2 separate regions of the Homo sapiens genome follow, and region 1 is linked to region 2. Evidence: chromatin loops called from intact Hi-C (ENCODE). Cell type or tissue: mammary epithelial cell. All regions are shown on one strand. Each heading gives the region's core, and the rest is flanking DNA. Links, peaks and the distances in the headings are about the cores only. Region 1 overlaps SDHAF3 (succinate dehydrogenase complex assembly factor 3). Region 2 has its middle 37 kb from the start of ASNS.

What was found. Hi-C counts contacts between places; a loop is a spot of excess contacts. Peaks named below come from ENCODE experiments on the same cell type or tissue, not always from the same donor. Only the 100,000 strongest peaks of a DNase experiment are listed, where the experiment ranks them.
Region 1: it touches region 2 in a loop (2.7-fold over the local background); 5 of 110 quality-filtered maps call a loop at or near these places.

Annotation. Positions count from the first base shown.
Region 1 is chr7:97,174,102-97,183,402 of GRCh38, forward strand. It overlaps SDHAF3 (succinate dehydrogenase complex assembly factor 3), which reads left to right. Exons shown (of 2, transcript NM_020186.3): 2 at 6,911-7,662. The coding sequence ends at 7,114. LOC124901704 (a long non-coding RNA gene) reads right to left here. Exons shown (of 3, transcript XR_007060445.1): 2 at 6,159-6,248; 3 at 3,362-3,397. Among named protein-coding and RNA genes, the nearest start is that of SDHAF3, 61 kb to the left of the region's middle. In mammary epithelial cell, for the core only: a CTCF peak has its summit at 5,544 (motif pointing left); no DNase peak of the experiment used is centred there.
Region 2 is chr7:97,830,841-97,840,141 of GRCh38, forward strand. No RefSeq gene overlaps it. Among named protein-coding and RNA genes, the nearest start is that of ASNS, 37 kb to the right of the region's middle. In mammary epithelial cell, for the core only: a CTCF peak has its summit at 4,904 (motif pointing left); no DNase peak of the experiment used is centred there.

The sequences.
Region 1 (9,301 bases), core at 3,121-7,120, 660 kb before region 2:
AGAGACAGGGTTTCACCATGTTGGCCAGGCTGGTCTCGAACTCCTGACCTCAAGGGATCCACTCAGCTCAGCTTCCCAAAATGCTGGGATTACAGGCATGAGCCACTGTGAGCATTTTTGTTCAAATAAGAAAGTATTATAATTAGTCAATACACCTGTTAAATCTAAAATTCTTTTGTTAAGCTCTTTGAGTTAATTTTAGAGTTACAGAAGAGAGTTGCAAAGATAGTACAGATTCCCTATACCTTTCTGCAGCTACTTCCCCTGTGATAGCCTACATAACTACAGTACTGTTATAGAAACTAAGAAGCTAACATTGATGCAATATTATATTGTTAATTAAACTACAGAGTATATTCAGTTTCACCAGCTTTTAGAGGAATTGTTTCTTTCTGTTCCAGGGCCTGATGCAAGATCCTGCCTCACATTTAGTCATCAGAGCTCCTTAGCTTCCTCTAATCTGTAATAGTTCCTTCCTTCCTTTTTCCTTGTCATTGATGGCCTTAAAACTTTTGAAGGGTACTGATCAGTTATTTAATAGAGTGTCCCTTAATTGAACTTTATCTGATGTTTTCTTATGATTAGATTGAGGTTGTGCATTATTGGGAAGAATACCACCGAGGTGATACATCCTCTCAGTGCCTAATTATCGGGAGGTACATGAGGGCAGTGTGACTTACTACTGGTCATGTTTACCTTGATCATTTCATTGAGGTGGTATCTTTCAGCTTTCTTCACTGTAAAGTTGCTATTTTTCCTTTATTACTTCTGAGACTGGCGTTGTTATGTAGTTTTTCATAGTCTGAATCATGCTGATTGCATTCCCATGGTGATGTTTAACACTTAGGTCTCTTGTGTTTCCTGTAAATTGATAATTAGATGTAGAGGCTTACTAGGTGTATTTTTTTGTTTGTTTTTGGTTTTCTTGTTGTTGTTGTTTTGGTAATATGTACTAATATCAGAAGACATGTAATATCTGGTTGTTTCTCTATGTTATTCCTTGAAATGGTTTATTTAGTTTGATTCTAAATGCTGGTAAGAAGAAATCTAATATAGTTCATTTCTATTCTTTAAAAACATCTGTATAATAGATAAATGAGTTCTAAAATTGAAGTAATTTAAGATAATTTATAATTTGATTGTTTTCTTAATGTTATTAAACTGACACTTTTTTAGATTTTAATTTTAGGTTTGAGGGTACATGTGAAGGTTTGTTGCATAGGTAAACTTGTGTCATGGGGGTTTGTTGTACAGATTAGTTCATCACCTAGTCATTAAGCCCAATATCCAATAGTTATCTTTTCTGTTCCTTCTTCCACCCTTATGTAGGTGTCTGTTGTTCCCCTCTTTGTGTTCGTGAGTTCTCATCATTTAGCTCCCACTTACAAGTGAGAATGTGTGATGTTTGGTTTACTAAAAACTAAGCAGTCCTCTTGCCTTGGCCTCCCAAAGCTCTGGGATTACAGGTGTGAGCCAGTGTGCTCGACCATACCAGTAATTTAATAGTATCAATTTGATTCAGACTATAAGCAAGTTTAATATACAGGTAGAGAATTAGAGAGTACAGTGAAGGCATAGCTGGCCTTATAATATTTAATTGTTCTATCACTGACAAACTGGTACTACAGCTTCTCTGCCTTTTCAAAAACTCTAGTGGGAAACAGTATAGCATGAACGTTAGTTTTTTTCTACTAGGAGACTTTAAGACTGTGTTTCTGTAGTTCACTGCTGTATTAATTTCCTGTGTCTGCTGTAATAAATTACCACAGCCTGACTTAAAACAATGGTAGTGTATTCTGGAGAGGCCTAATTAAAGAGTGAGAGGCTCTAGGGAAGAAATCCACATCTTTCAGCTTCTGGTGGATCCAGGATTCCCTTGAATTATGGCCATATCGCTCCAAACTTATTTTTTCTTCATATCACATTCTCCTCTGTATGCCTAATTTATCTCATCCCCTCTAAGAATACTTGTGACCGTATTTTCAGGACCATCAGGATAATCTCATCTCAGAATCCTCAATCACACTTGCAAAACCTATAATATACATATAAGGTAACACAGTTTCAGAGATTAGGACTTGACATATTTTGGGGACACCATTCAGCCCACTGCACCTGCTCTCACCATACTCAAAAGTGTCTCTCTTCGACAGCTTTCTGCTACTTGAAGCAGCTGCTTAACTTACCCTGAGGAAGCACTGCACATTCTCTTTGGTTCAAGAGAGCAATCATAGGGAATCTTCTAACTTTCGGGATAGCATTATTCTTAGAAGCCAGCATAACAGTTTGAAACCAAAGGATGCTGTTAGTTAATGTGTAGTGTAGTATTTTTCTGTTCTGAGTCTCTTCCCTCCAGGTAGATATGCTTGGCGGGGTGACTTAGTCATAAATTCACATTTTACTGCTGCTTCTTCCTATATCTGGAAACCTCCAAATTGTGGTCCTGAAGTTATTTTTATTTTGGCCATTTTTCTCTCTTGCCAGGAAAGGAATGCTGTTGCAAGTACATGGAGTCAAAGACTAGTCGGTAATGGGTGGTGTACGGGCGAAAGGTTGGGTTTTTTTGTTTCCTTTTCGTGAGTCTTTCTACCCAAGATGTTCATTCATTGATCATTTCTCACACATGAAATGTATTTCTACTTTCCATAAGAAACATTATTCCCATAATTATTATAAATTATACCCTAAGTGAAATATTCTCTGAAATTATGCACAAAGTTATGAAAATTTTCAAAAATGGGAAAGTTATGTATTCACCACTCAGATTTAACAAATATTAATATTTTGAAATATTTAGTTCACTTTTTTAAAGTAAATAAATATTAAAAGGTACAGCTAAAATTCCATTCCCCTTTCTTACTCCTCAGAGGTAATCAGGATCCTGATGTTGGTTGTTTCCATGCTTGTTTTTATGTTTTGTACATTTGCATATATTTGTAAATGATATATATATTTTTAAACTTTTAAAAAAGATTTTTGCTTTATTTTTCAACAATTTAACTATCATATGCTTAGGTATAGTATTTTGTATTCTGCTTGGAACTTGCTAAGCTTCTTGAATTTATTTTTCCTTAAAATATTCATTAAAATTCATAAAACTTTATAAAAATAAGATATCCGGCCAGGCACAGTAGCTCAGGCCTGTAATCCCAGCACTTTGGGAGGCTGAGGCGGGTGGATCATGAGGTCAGGAGATTGAGACCATCCTAGCTAACGCAGTGAAACCCATCTCTACTAAAAATACAAAAAATTTACCTGGGCGTGATGGTGGGCATCTGTAGTCCCATCTGCTGGGGAGGCTGAGGCAGGAGAATTGTGTGAACCCGGGAGGCACAGCTTGTAGTGAGCCGAGATCGCGCCACTGCACTCCAGCTTGGGCAACAGAGCGAGACTCCGTCTCAAAAAAAAAATAAGATACCCATTAAAATTTATTTTTCTGCTAAGGCAGTAACCTCTTTTCTTGGATTCCACTTAAACTTACGGTAGATCTTTTGGCATTGTTTCACAGATCACTGATCTTTTACTCATTTTTTAAATAGTTTTGTTCTGTTTAAAACTGGATAATTTCTATTGCTGTATTTTCAAGTTCATGAATCTTCATCTCCAGTCTACTATTAAGTGACATTTAAAAAATTCCAGATAGTGCATTTTTGAGTTCTAGAATTTATTTGGTTCTTATAATTCCTCATTCTCTGCTGAGATTTATCTGCCCCATTTATGATGACCGTATTTTCTTTTACATACTTAACATTTATAGTACCTGCTTTAAAATCTATCTCTGCTTATTCTAATGTCTGAATAATCTCAGGCACTGGTCTCCATTGATTGCCTCTTCTCTTAACTGTGTTTGTAATAATTTTTAATTTTTTTCCTGGACACTGTAAATGATACATTGTAGAGACATTATTCTAGATTTTTCCTCACCCAAACGGAAACTCGGTGGCCATTAAACAGTAACACCCTCTCCTACCTCCTCCCAGCCCTTAGTATTATCTATTCTTTCTGTCTATGAATTTTCCTATTCTAGATATTTCATGTAAGTGGAATCATACAATATGTCTTTTTATGTTTGGCTTCTTAGCATAATCTTTTTAAGGTTTATCCATGTTGTAGTATGGATCAGAACTTCATTCCCTTTTAAGGGTGATAAATATTCCATTGTATGTGTATACCACATTTTGTTTATCTGCTTGCTGGTGGACATCTAGGTTATTTTCCAAATGTCGTCTATTGTGTATACAAGTATGTGTTTGAGTTCCTGTTCTCAGTTATTTTGGTAATATACCTATGAGTGCATTTGCTGGATCATATGGTAATTCTGTGTTTAACTTTCTGAGGAACTGCCAGTCTTTTCTGCAGTGGCTATACCATTTTATATTCTCATTATCAATGTATGAGGATTCTAGTTTATTCCAACTGTTATTTTTCTGGGGTTTAAAAAATTATTATAGTAGACATCTTAGGGTGAAGTGGCATCTCATTGTGGTTTTGATTTACATTTTTCTAATGGCAAATGATTTTGACCATCTTTTCATGTACTTGGCCATCTGTATATCTTTGGAGAAATGTCTATTCATGTGCTTTACCCATTTTTAAATTGGGCTATTTGTCTTTTAGTTGTGGTTCTTTATATATTCTGGATAATAAACCCTTTTCAGATACGATTTGCAAATTTTTTCTCATTTTGTAGTTTGTCTTTTTACTATTAGGTGTCCTTTGATGCACAGAAGTATTTAATTTTGATACTGTCCAGTTTATTTTTGTTGTTGTTGCTTGGGCTTTTGGTGTCATATCTAAGAACCTATTGCCAAATCAAAGGTCATAAAGATTTACCTATATATTTTCTTCTAGGATTCTCATGATTTTAGCTCTTATATTTAGGTCTTTGATTCACTTTGAGTTAATTTTTGTATATGGTAGAAGATGGGGTGTCTAACTTCACTCTTTTGCATGTGGAAATTCAGTTTTCCCAGCACCAGTTGTTGCCTAGATTATTCTTTCCTCCACTGAATGGATTTGACATCTTTATCAAAAATCAATTGGCTATATATGTAAGGATTTACTTCTGGACTCCTCATTCTATTGGTGTTATATATCTATTCTAATGCCAGTGCCACACTTTTGTTTAATGTGGCTTTCTAGTTAAGTTTTGAAATTGGGAGTTGTGAGTCCTCTGTTTTTGCTATTTAGAGCTCCTTAGTTGTCCATTTTTGTAAATGAATAATTTCTTAAAGCCTGCTTTTTAGATTTTATTTTTTGGAGTTTCATCCGTGTTGATACATAGACTTGTAGCTTATTTGTTGTGACATCTTTATTATCATCTGAGTAAATTTCAGTGTATTTGACTTTTCTATTGAAGTACAATTATTTCCATTTTTTTTTTTTTTTTTGCTTTAACAATCAACATTCTTCTGCATGATACTTGTTCACATGTTTTAAAGTTTCTTTAGGATGGTAGGGTGATTTTTGCCTTGCCAGGAAACCTTTGGCAGTGTTTCGAGACATTTTAGATTATCAAGACGGGGAGAGGGGTGTTACTGCCATCTGGTGGTCAGAGACAAGAGATGCTGCTAAACATCCTGCAATGCAGACTCTCACTGACCCCTCCCCACCCCTACCCCCCCTACACACACAAAATAGTGCCAAGGTTGAAAAACCCTGCCTGCCCTGAAGCATATAGAAGTGGAATTGATAAAACTTGAAATGTTTTCATCTTAATAAGTGGATTTCTGTAAATCATGGAAAAAATATTTTCTCCATAGGTTTGGAATGTTTGGAATTAAAGTTGCTCTGGCAATGCTGCCATTCCAGCAATTACAAGCAATTTATATATCTCAAGCCAGATCAGGTAGCAGCATTATCCAGAGTTAGCCAGTTCATTCACTTTAACTTCATGAACTAAAATACTTTGGCACTTTGTCTGCTTAAAAGATTAATTTTAGAGTGAGTCTGTTTCAAAACAGTGGCACTTGTGCAGATGGGGATAGTTGGAATATTAGGCTGAATGTACTTAATAAGAGCAAAATTAGAACATGAAAAAGTTTTTCTTGACACAGATGGTTGTTAAACATTGAAGACTTAAAGGTTTAAGAAGTTTTTCTCTAGTATATTTTAAATTAAAATTGTAATTGAAGACATAGGAATGAATTTAGACTCACTTGAAGATGTGTTACATGTCACCGTGGAATACTGTGCTGCCATAAATAGGATGAAAGCATGTCCTTTGCAGCAACATAGATGCCATGATCCTAGGCAAATTAACACAGGAACAGAAAAATAAAATTTTAAGTGGGAGCTAAACATTGAGCACACATGGATGTAAACTGGGAACAGCTGACAGCATGGACTACTGGAGGGTGGTATGGGTTGAAAAGCTACATGTTGGGTATTGTGCTTACTCCCTGGGTGACAGGACCTGTACCCAAACTTGAGCATCATGCAGTTATTCCCATCTAACAAACCTGCACATGTACCCCTTGTATCTAGGGGATATATGTGCAGGTTTAAAATAAAAGTTGGGGGAAAAAAGACCCATGGTTCCTGTTTGAGAATCCGTTGAAAGCTATGGCCCCAGAAATGATGTCCGTACTTGTGTAAATACAATTTTGCATATGGTTTGAGGTGGTTTATGCATGCTTCTGAAGCCCATCCAGGGACTCACCACTCTTTACTTATATCCAGGTTAAAAATTTTGCTAAAAGTTGGTTAAAACACTTAAAGTGCTAAAAATAGATATACATGAAATGATCAATGAATTGTATCTTCACAACTATATTTATATCTCCTTAACCAAATGCTTCTGCATTTACTGATGAGGAAAAATAGGTGACTCAGAATTAGAATTCAAGTCCTCTAATGTTAAATATTATTTAAACTTTACATCTATAACCTTCATTCTTTATCTTTTTAGGTGTATGCAACAGCGTTATTGCAACAGGCTAACGAAAACAGACAAAATTCAACTGGAAAAGCATGTTTTGGCACCTTCCTCCCAGAAGAAAAACTTAATGACTTTCGTGATGAACAAATTGGACAGTTGCAGGAGCTGATGCAAGAAGCCACAAAACCCAATAGGCAATTTAGTATTTCTGAGTCTATGAAACCAAAATTTTAGTCTATACAACAAAGCTTAATAAGACATGCAAAAATTTAGAACCCCTACTTTAACTGTCATTGGTTTTTGAAATATATTTAAGCTTTGAAAACACCTGTTATTAATGAAATACTCTTTTATTTTGGATATTATGATTGCAGTATATGGATCAAGATCACTAGTGACAATTGAAAAAAACTATTGGAATAATAGCACTTGTATGAAATTCAGTTTTGGAACTAAACAGCAAATTTCTAGAATTTTGCTGAAAATGTTTTAAAATGCTATTCTCATCCAGCCATATTAGTCTTCTGGCTTTTCTTTAGCTTCATCAAATAAGCATGTTGTGATAATGATAGATGTACAATTCCAACAAGGTTATTATTTTTTAAATACATTGTCATTCTGAACATTTTATCACTTCTAGTTTAATAATACATACATGATTTTTCTTCTGAATGTCTCTTCTCCCTGCATCACTGTTCATTCACAATGAAAGGTTAGGAAGAAGCTTTAAAATTCACTATTTTACTATCAATCATTTGTATAATAAACTATACAAAGTATAATACGTTTCCTCCAGTGTTTGTTTGTTAATAACAACCCCTGAAATAATGTGTAGCTACATTGAGACTCTCATTTATCAACTAATAGTTGAGGACATTACAAATCAACTTAAGTATAAGAAACTTTCCTAAGATCTCAAATTTAAAAAACGGTAACCCCATTTACAACATAAAATGTGGATTTTAAAAAATATTATGCTAAATGACTTGTATCTTTAGTTATTGAAACCTGATTCCCAGTGTGATACTATTAGGTGGTAGAGCCCTCATGAATGGGATTAGTGCCCGTATAAAAAAAAAGCTCCAGGGAGATCTCTTGCCCCTTCTACCATATGAGGATACAGTGAGAAGATGTTAAAGCAGAAAGTGGCCCCTCATGAGACACTGAATCTGCTGGTGCCCTGGTCTTGTACTTTGCAGTCTCCAAAACGTGAGAAACAGATTTCTATTTATAAGCCACCCAGTTTAGGGTAATTTGTTATAGCAGCCCAAAGAGACTAAGACAGTTAGTTAGTTAGGAAGGCTTACTCCAAGATTCTGAAACGATCATTTTTTTAGATGTACTTGCAATTTATGTCATCTCTTTAGAAACTGATACATGTTTTCTCTGGGTTGGTGTCTCATGTGTTCTCTCTTTGTATATACCTGCTAGGGCCACCTTAGTCCGTTCTTCCATCCTTTTTTTTTTTTTTTTTGAGTCAGTCTGATCTGTTGTTGGTCTTTCTCGTTGAGAAAGATGATAATCAATAATTATTCCGTCTGTGTTATAACAGGCTTCAGGGATACAACAATGGATAAGACGAAGCTCCTGCCCTCAAGAAGTTTAAAATCTAGTCGTGCATTCAGGAGCCCTCGTTCAGCATGAACAAATACATCTGCAAACTCTTTACAGCATTATCCTTTTCATCATGCCTAATATAAACCTAATACTTCTGAAGACGCTGCTTCGCTGTAGTCTTGTAAAGTGGGCCACAACTCCCACTTTACAAGAGACCCATCCTATTGTCCCTTTCAACCCATCACTATGCCACCCTCGCTTAAGAACTCGTTCCTTTGTGGCTTTTTTTCTTTTAGGGTATACTTCCCTTCTGTTCGTTGGCACTTGACTTAACCTCAAATCTTGCCATTATTTTGGTGACTTAGTATTTATGTCGTTTACTTAACCAGCAGACAGAGTTATCTGGCATTATTCACTTTCATTCAACCACTCACTCATGCCATGGCTACACTTAAACCTTCACTCTGTTCAGAACTGTTTTGCATCTGAAATTATGAATTTCAATATCCTGTGCTTTTGCCACTATCTCTTAACAATATAATCAGTTTCTTACTCCCACTGCACAATTCATTCAACAGATACTTACTAAAAACCTGCATTTGCCAGATGTCATTCTAGGTATTAGCGATATAGCACTTTTAACAAAGACAAAAAGTCTGCTACCCCCATGGAACTCACATTCTAAAGGAGAGAAATAAAATATGTAGGGTGATAAGTACTATTGAGGAAAATAAAAGCAAGGATAGGGAATAGGGCTATGGTTCCAAAATTATAAACTGAGATTCCCTGGGCACCTCAGAGAACTCAGGGGTGCTGCAGGATATTTTAACTTTGAGGAAATCACAGTCACATTTGTGTTTGCTG
Region 2 (9,301 bases), core at 3,402-7,401:
CCTAAATCAAAACATTTTATATTTAGGTTCATACTACTCATAAGATTGATCTTCATTTTCCTCTCTTAACAGTCCTTTCAAAAGAGTAAGTCATAGAATCACAAATCTAATCTGGTCACATCAAATGCATAAGTCTTCTCTAGCATCTCCAATAAGATCTGTCCAGCTTCCTCTGAACACCTCCAATAAGACTATTCAATATGTGAATTGAAGAGTCAATTCAATCTATTAATTTTCTAGACTCATGGTAGTACAATGATTTGCATTTACCTTTCCAAACTGAATTGTAATTCTGATAAAAATATAAACATAATCTCTGGCACGGGGTTTGAGTTCTTCTAGCTCAAGTGACCTGTCTCCATAACCCACAGTCATTTGTAGAAAGGCAAAGCTATCTTCACTCAGTTACTTCAACCTCAGAAGATGGGATGTATCTCCAAAACTTTCATTTTCTCCCTTTTTAAACTTACTAGAAAACACCTTATTTAGATGCATTGCCTTCAACATGTTTGCAATTTTATCTTCTACACACTCTTGATATGCAAATTGCATGAATGTACAAATCTGAAAGCATATATTAACCCCTTTAGAAGGTAAACCAATGCCCAATGACCATGGAAAAAAATCATTCTGATCACATTCCCATTTCCCCTTTATTGTTTGGTGAAGACTCATCCTTTGAGTCCACCTTAACATGGTTCCTGTTCATTTCTTTTGACCATTTTAGTGGACTCTTCCTAGACTTCTACAGCTCCACTATATCTTCCTCAGATTTGCATACACTATCCAAGAACTTACGTAACGGGAAGGTGGTGTTTGTAGTTTGATTTCCATTACCTTTTTGATGATTCCTTCCATTTGGACTGCATCATTTGTTGTCTGTATTCCAGAATGTATCTTGCCAGTGCCTGCAAAGAACAATCAACCATTACTGCTACATCCTTCTCTGGAGCTAAAACTTAAAGAACAAGTTTATCATATTCTAAGTATATTTTAGAATCTAATTTTCCAAGACATGTTACTTGATTTGGTCACAATAATCAAATTTTGTTGTTAAATCCTTGTCACTATTCAATATTTTGCATAAAAGTAAATTTTATAACTCTTCTGTGTTCCATGTCTTGTTAACTAATATTTTAAACGACATTATATGAAGCATGTAAATTCAGTCCTCTCCCCCAAAGGCAGTGTGTGACTCTTACTAATTTTTACTAGAACACAATAAACCCTGCAATTAATATAGCACTTTAGACTCCTGGGTAAAACCAACACCTTGTATTTGGAATGACAAGTTAATAATCACTGCCATCGGCTGGCAACAAAAAAAACCCCTCTGGTTTATACCAACTTGTTTGATCAAAGGCAGTTTCAGGTGAACAAAATAATTATATTTCCAGGAACGATGCACTAACAGATAAAAATACACTTGTCTATTTCCTGCCCTCTACATTTGCATTGGTACAAACAGCACCCAGAGCAATCAGAAAAATAATATTGAGCAAAAGCAGTTGCACTGGCAACCATGAGGTCACAATCTTTACTAAAGAATACAGAATGAGAGCATGATGAAATGGGAAAGAGAGGTATCCCCACTAGCGTTTTTTTTAGCATCACTAAGATTATAACTACTCTCAGTTTACAAGTCCAATTAATTAATTCCAACCCCTCTGCAACTCTTTCTGAGCAAATCAGTAATTTAACTTACCTGATAAGTCAAATTGATAACCAGTCACCTGTCTAGTGACCTTACTCAACTCAAGCCTATGTTATCTTGACAGATTGGATAAAGCAATTTAAACCTTATTAAAGCAAAGGTTTGATGTATTTCATCCAATCCATTACGTGTACATATATAAATACATTGTGGAAAAAAATACTACCACGTCTCTGCTGGAAATGTGTTTTGATACAATGTTTTCAAGAAACAGTATTTTTTAAAGATGTCTTTGGATAGTCTAACAGTTTGTCTCAATGGGAGCTGCTATTCTTAGTCAGGAGTAACAATTCTTCATTGTTCTGTACATTACAGGATGTTTAGCATTCCTGGATCCTACCCACTAAGTGCCAGTAGATTGTCCCAGTCATATATGTATGGGAACCGGAAACGCTCCCATATGTTTCAGAATGGCCCCCAAGGAAACAGTGCTGCCCTCTCTCCCAGTTAACAATCTTTGGGAAGGCTTCCCAAAAGAAGTTGAAGGATTTAGTAACTTCCCTATTGCAGGGTCAAGTATTCTTTAGAGAAATTCTAAATCAAAGAAAAGAGAGCTAATTCTAGAGGATAATTTCCAATGAGCAAATAAAAATGTTCATCCTTGCTTCTACTCTTCTTTCTAAATGATGCCTAAATGATTTTCTAATCTAAAATTACAAACTTTAAAGGAAAAATGCCTATCAAAAAATAAGATAAAATAAAAAATACTTATGAAATGTTAAGTTCTGTATGACAAAAACAGAATACAAAATAAAATACAAATATGAAACTAGAAACATAACTGCAGGGGTTAATAAATATACAAAAAATCCCTACATAGCAATGAGAAAAAACTAATGTCCAATAAAAAACTGAACTGAGGAATTAGCAAGCAAACAATAAGACAAATGGCTAATAACATAAAAAACCATATTCGACCTCATTAGTAATCAGGTATAAACAATATACATTTAAACAACAATTAAATATAAATATATTTATATGTTTTACCTACAGTGAAAATATATTTAAATGAAAACACTCAGTATTGGTGAGGATTCACAGAAGTACAAGAATAGGGACAAAATTGATGTTGCCCTTATGAAGGAAATTTAGACATAGCTAGCAAAGCCTTAAAATTTTAAAAGTCATTTAATCCATCAACCCCAACTTTGGCAATTTAGACTAGGAATGTAATTGTGGTTGCAGGCAAAAAATTGGCTACAATATTGTTCACTGAATCTCTTTTTCTTATTTTGTGGGTATATAGTAGGTGTATGTATTTATGGAGTATATAAGATATTTTGATACAGGCATATGATGCATAACTAAATCAGGATAAATGGAAGTGTCCATCATCTCAAGCATGAATCCTTTCTTTCTGTTATAAACAATCCAGTTATACTCTTAGTTAATTTGAAATGTACAATAGGTTATTTTTGACTGTAGTCACCCTGTTGTGCTATTAAATACTAGATCTTATTCATTCTGACTATATGTTCATAGTCATGAATCATTATTTTTTGTAGTAAAAGAGTAGATACACGTATATTTTCAAGAATAGGAAAATTTAATGAATAAACTATGGTATATCTAGAAAATAAAATATTATGAAATTAAAATAATGCCTTTGAAAAGTATTTAGGGACATGGAAAAATGATCTTAGTATATCATTAATGGGGAAACGCAAGGCTCCACACCCATGGAGATTGGTCCCAGGATCCCAGTGGATATCAAAATTCAAGGTTGCTCAAGTCCCGGATATAAACTAGCATAGTATTTGCATCTAACCTACACGCAATCTCTCAGATACATCAGATCTTCTCTAAATTACTCATAATACCTAATACATTGCAATCGCTATGTAAGTAGTTGTTATACTACATTGGTTTTTATTTGTATTACTTTCTATTGTACTGTAAAAATTTTTTCCAAACATTTTTGATCTGTGGTTGGTTGAACTCATGAATGCAGAATGGCAGACACAGAGGGCCCACTGTTTGTAAAATATGACCTTTTTATAAAACTTATATATGCATGTGTTTATATAATCAGAGAGAGGGGGCTATATTTGTCTTGTAGAGAAAATCTTGTTCTTCTTTGCAAACTCAAAACCTGGCATGGTGCCTGGAACAGAGTATGTACTAAGAGTATACCAAGTCAATCACATGTATAAATAAATTGGTAATAAAGGACATTCCCTAAAATGCTATTGGTTATTGAGGCTGAGATTAATTATGTTTTTCTTTCTTCTCTTTGTTTATATTTATTTCGGGGGTTTTATACAATGAGCATGGATTACTTCTGTGATTTCAAAAAAAAGTGTAAGTCCTATGGAAAGCTTTAATTTGGTTGGAAGGAAATTTGTGGATCTTAACGGGAAGGATTTCAGTCATGCTACAGCAAGTGTGCCTCTATTGGTCATGACCAACACTTTCTTAGCCATAATTTGAGCTAATTTAAAAGCCTACTCACCTGCTGGGGTTTTTCTCCCATAGAGAAGTGATTCCAGGCCACCTGTGGTGGCTCATGCCTGTAATCCCAGCATTTTGGGAGGCCAAAGCAGGAGGATAGCTTGAGCCCAGGGGTTCAAGACAAGCCTGGGGAACATAGGGGAACCCTGTCTCTATAAAAAAAAAAAAAAAAATAAGATAATTAGCCAGGCACGGTGGTGCATGTCTGTGGTCCCAGCTACTCAGGAGGCTGAGGTGGGAGAATCGCTGGAGCCCTGGATGGAGGTCGAGGCTGCAGTGAGCCGTGATCACACCACTGCACTCCAGCCTGGATGACAGAGGGAGGTACTGTCTCAAAAACAAACAAAAAAGAAGAAAATTGAGTCCCCCATAGACTTCAGAAGTAAGATAAGACAATAAACTTCTGAATCATCCCACCTTACACACGAAGCAGGGACAGAGTAACTGGGAAGAAGAGCCCCTGGGGACACCTTGGAGAACAAGATTCTAGTGCCAATTGACAAGTGACTCAGATGGTGAAAGCATTATAGACAACGACATTAGGCTCTGATTTTCTCTTTCATTTTCGCGTTTGCTTTAATTCTTATTTGAAGCAATGTGTGTATCTTACTTCAACTAACGACAATGTTTTAATTTGAGGGGCAGTTTAGTCGCTTTAAGACTAACATTTCTGGCTCCATCACATCCCTTGTGTAGAAGGCAGTGGCCTACTACAACAAATAAGCAAGAGTGCCACCTCGTGGCAGCTCACTTAATATACACATGGTTCCTGAGCGCTGGAAGAAATTTAAGAAAAAGTTGAAAAGAGGTAATAATATTGCAGAGATTGGCCTAACATGCCTCAACAGCTTCAGTGCCCTGAATTGCAAAGGTTTCCTTCTACCTAGGATTTTAGCTTTCAGAAATGTGACAGTTTTGGTCAGCATAGAAAAAATATCAACCTGAATTGCCGTTATCTCTACCGTAAATTACTAAACACGAGGCTCTTCTGGAGATGAACTACTGATCTCTGATAACATCGTTTATAACATAACCAAAATTATCTGACTTTGGGGAGCTATTGTCCTCTCCTCATCACTTATTCTGTTATTTAATGAACATTTATTGAACACCTTTATTTTCCAGGAACTGCACTAGACTTTGGGAACATAAACATGAGAAAGATACATTCTCCAGCTGGTGAAAAGCTCATACACTCTGTTAAGTAAAATTTCTAGAAGGCCATTGGTTTGAACTAAGCTCCCTGCACTAGGCCCCAACAGATCAAACCAAAATGGAGTAACCCATGCTAAAGTTCCATATCACCAAATTGAAACTAAGTTGTTAATCTGACCTTCTGAGAAATTAAAAGAGAAAAAGAAATAATAGCCAAACCCCAAACAGGCCAGTTTTAGCCAATATGATCAGAAAGTCCCCTCTGCTTTAACCCTTACAAGGAAGGTAACCTGCTGTTAACCAATCTGCTTTTTGTATTATGCTGTTTCCTTGTTCCTGCTCAAGCTTTTAAAAACTGACTCTTCCATCACGCCCAACAGAGCACCACTCTGTTTCTTAGATGAGATGCTACCTGACTCATGAATCACAAATAAAAGCCAATTTGATCATTTAACTAAACTTGTTGCAATTTTGTCTCTTGACATTTATCATGAGATACTATGCTGAATCATCTATTGTCAACTGCGCATCACCATCATCCCTTTTAAGGTCTTCTCCCACAATCCATTTACCTAGGACACGGAGTTTCCCATAGAAGTCACTCAAGATGTGGAAGACAGAAGAAATAGAGAAGTTTTATTCTCTAGAGGCAACTGCATCCTGACTGAAGAAAATGAGAGGCTCAGAGTGGCTCCCTGGTGAGCTCTTGAGAACCCATCTGTGTTGCTGCTGCACCGTGAGACGCTGGGGGACCTCTTAGAGATTCCTAAGACTTGCAGCAGCTTGCTGTTAAGTTCCTGAGAACCCGCTGCCCTGTTGCCTCAGGATAAGATCTCCAGTGTCCGCTTCCTTCCCGCTGGCTTGCCTGGTCTTCACTACTCCCCAGCCTTTCCAATAGTCAAGCAAGCCCCTAATTCCTAATAACAAACCCTTTCTGCCCCCAAAACACGGAGTGCCTTCTGTTTTCCTGACCAATCCTGACTGACTCAGACACGTAGCTAGATAATTCATATAGCTAGATAATTCTACAACATTGCTATAGTGTCATGAAAATCAGACTACATCAGATTTTATGAGAGCTGAGTGGCAGGAAAGTATCCCAGCTGTAGATGATTGAAGGAGGCTTCCCAGAGAAACCGGCATCTAAGGTAAGTCTCACAGATTAACAGAAATTATCTAGGTGCAAAGAAAGATTCAGAAACTAAGGTATTTAGAAAATAAGTTAGGTTTTAGAAGGGCTGGATAACCAAAAATAAAACTGTATTTAAAGGGGAAAACACACAAGACTAAAAAAGTTGCCAGACTTACAATTAGCATGTTGATGAAGAATAAAACAACAGTTTTCTTGCATGATTACCATTCCTGTAAAGCTCATTACACATTTGTAGAAATCAGTCTGGCAAAATGCAGTAATGCTGTTGGTGCTTCTTCCACCCCAAACCCTTACCAGATAGGTACACCAAGTTCGCCAGCTGCTGTGAATGATAGCCACTAATGGCTCACAACTGCAGCCTTCTCTGAAGAATTGCTATTCACCTGGAAGTTTCCGGAAGACTCTGACTTCCTCCAAAGGCATTCACAGGTGAGGGCTGACATACAGGCCTGCAAAACCTGGCCCCCTCATCCTAAGGTGATGCCAACTTTGGTATGCCATTCAAACTCGGTGGGAGCAGGCTAAGGCTGAACTACAGCAGAAACTTCATCTTTGCTTAACTTTTCCTCTGTCCTATTTTCTGCTTTCCTCACTTCTTTTTTTATTCTTTTGGTCTTTTGGTTTTTTTGAGACGGAGTCTCCCTCTGTCGCCCAGGCTGAAGTGCAGTGGCGCAGTCTCGGCTCACTGCAACCTCTGCCTCCCAGGTTCAAGTGATTCTTATGCCTCAGCCTCTCCAAGTAGCTGGGAATTACAGGCATGCACCACCACACCCGGCAAATTTTTTTGTATTTTTATTAGAGACGGGGTTTTGCCATGTTGGCCAGACTGGTCTCAAACTCCTGACCTCAGGTGATCTGCCCGCCTCGGCCTCCCAAAGTGCTGGGATTACAGGCATGAGCCACCGCAACCGGCCTGCTTTCCTCACTTCTTGATGTGTGGCAGAAACTGCAGACAGTCTGGAATTGCCTGAGCATGCAAACAAAGCATGGTGAGTTATGAGCTGGAGAGATAGGCATTTAGCCTAATAATGTAAGGACTTCTTGTAAGCTGTATGAAGGGAGTGTGAACTTTATCTATGAGTACTATGATCTTCCAACATTTGTCCACACCATCAGTAAAAAATTTAGAGCATGATATATATTTAATTATTAATGTACTGACATGCCATACATTTTGTAAATGATGTACAAAAATAGAAATTTTAAAGGAAAAAATGAAAAATAGAAGTTCAGCTTCCCCTGTATTTCAACAGATTACCTTGCACCCTGCCTTAGGTGACATGCACCACTGTGGGGACCATAGGGGCAGAGAGGAAGGTTGGTCAGCTCTTTATTCCAGACCTATGATCCCATTAGGCTTCTTGTCTTTAAACCAATAGTATGGATCTGCATTTTTTTTGCTGGGATGGGTCTCTAATGCCTGCTCTTGTGGAGAGACAGAGTAGAGATTTCAGGTAATCTATTTCCTCTGTTGATGGGCATCTTGCCTAAGAAACACACACACACACACACACACACACACACACACAGACACACACACTTCAAGCAGTTCTTTACCAGGGTTTTTAGGGAAAAAACCTAAATAATACAGATGTAAGAGATGGGATTGAATATCAGGTGCCCCCTGCACCCAGTAATAAATCAGTCTCTCCCTCACTGGCTTTTTCATTCTCTATACCTTAAGAAGGCATTGATCTCACTACACCTTCTGGGTGGGACAATAGAACATTTCTGAGGTCATTGAAAACTATCCTGTTTGTACCTGTCTTCTCTGCTCCATGTTACTCCTTTCTCCCCACTATCTCCAAGTCTTTCATGTCTAGTCCCCACTCCCAGTGCCCCCATTTTGCTAGACTGCAACTATTCTCTTAGAAGTAAGCAAGTCCCAAAATATCTCTTGGGATACATTTTCACAGTCTCCTGTTCCATTTGTGAATCCATGCCAGCCATCCTTGCTCACTGCCACTAGGCAGAGGCATGTAGGAAGCCTTTTAACCTCAGGGGGAGCAGAGGAGGGCCGGCAGGTAACCCTACTCCTATTCTGGTCTTCTTTTTTCTCTGGTTGTATCTTAGAATCTGGCAAAGGAAGCCTCAGACATCTCTCACAACAAGCAGGAATCTCCCATCCATAGTGCCACTGGGTCCAGGTAAGAAATTGTCACCTCCACCACCAGCATCACTTTGACCTTACTAACAGTTGTGGGTACTGGTACAAGAGTACAAATGGAATACCACGTATCACATATCTAAATGAGCAAAAGTTATAAATAAGCAAACACAACTGCTCAATAAAATATGTCCCATCCTACCACCTTGACAAATACTTCGTCCTAATGTCAAAATTGAAAAATATGAGTGATTTGTATGTGACTAGAAGTCAGTATGGTCCAAGACTGCACTGTTTGTGTCTTTCTCAGACCCTGGGTTGCATTGCAATTCCAGCTTTCTTCCATGCTCCTGACATTAAAGTATGCCATGCCCAGTGCTCCTTCCTGATCTGTGACTCACCTGGCTGATGGTGGGGAAGGTAGTCTCCCAGCTGAGATGGGGAATATAAAAGAAATTGGGATGTGGGAATGTGAGATCTGAGTTGAGCAGCAAAATTTGTGATAACAGCAGAGGACATGTGGAGGTGCCCAACAGGAAGCCAGATATGAGTCTAAAGTGCTGACATTTTTATCACATTTAACACCGAACCATCTGATGAAGTTTTAGTTCTAGGGGCAAATAAGAACAGATGGGAGAATGAGATTGACTGTATTTCTATTGCTCTACCAGTTGTTCCACGTAATAAAAACATCTTTATGTCTCTTTCTGCAAAATAG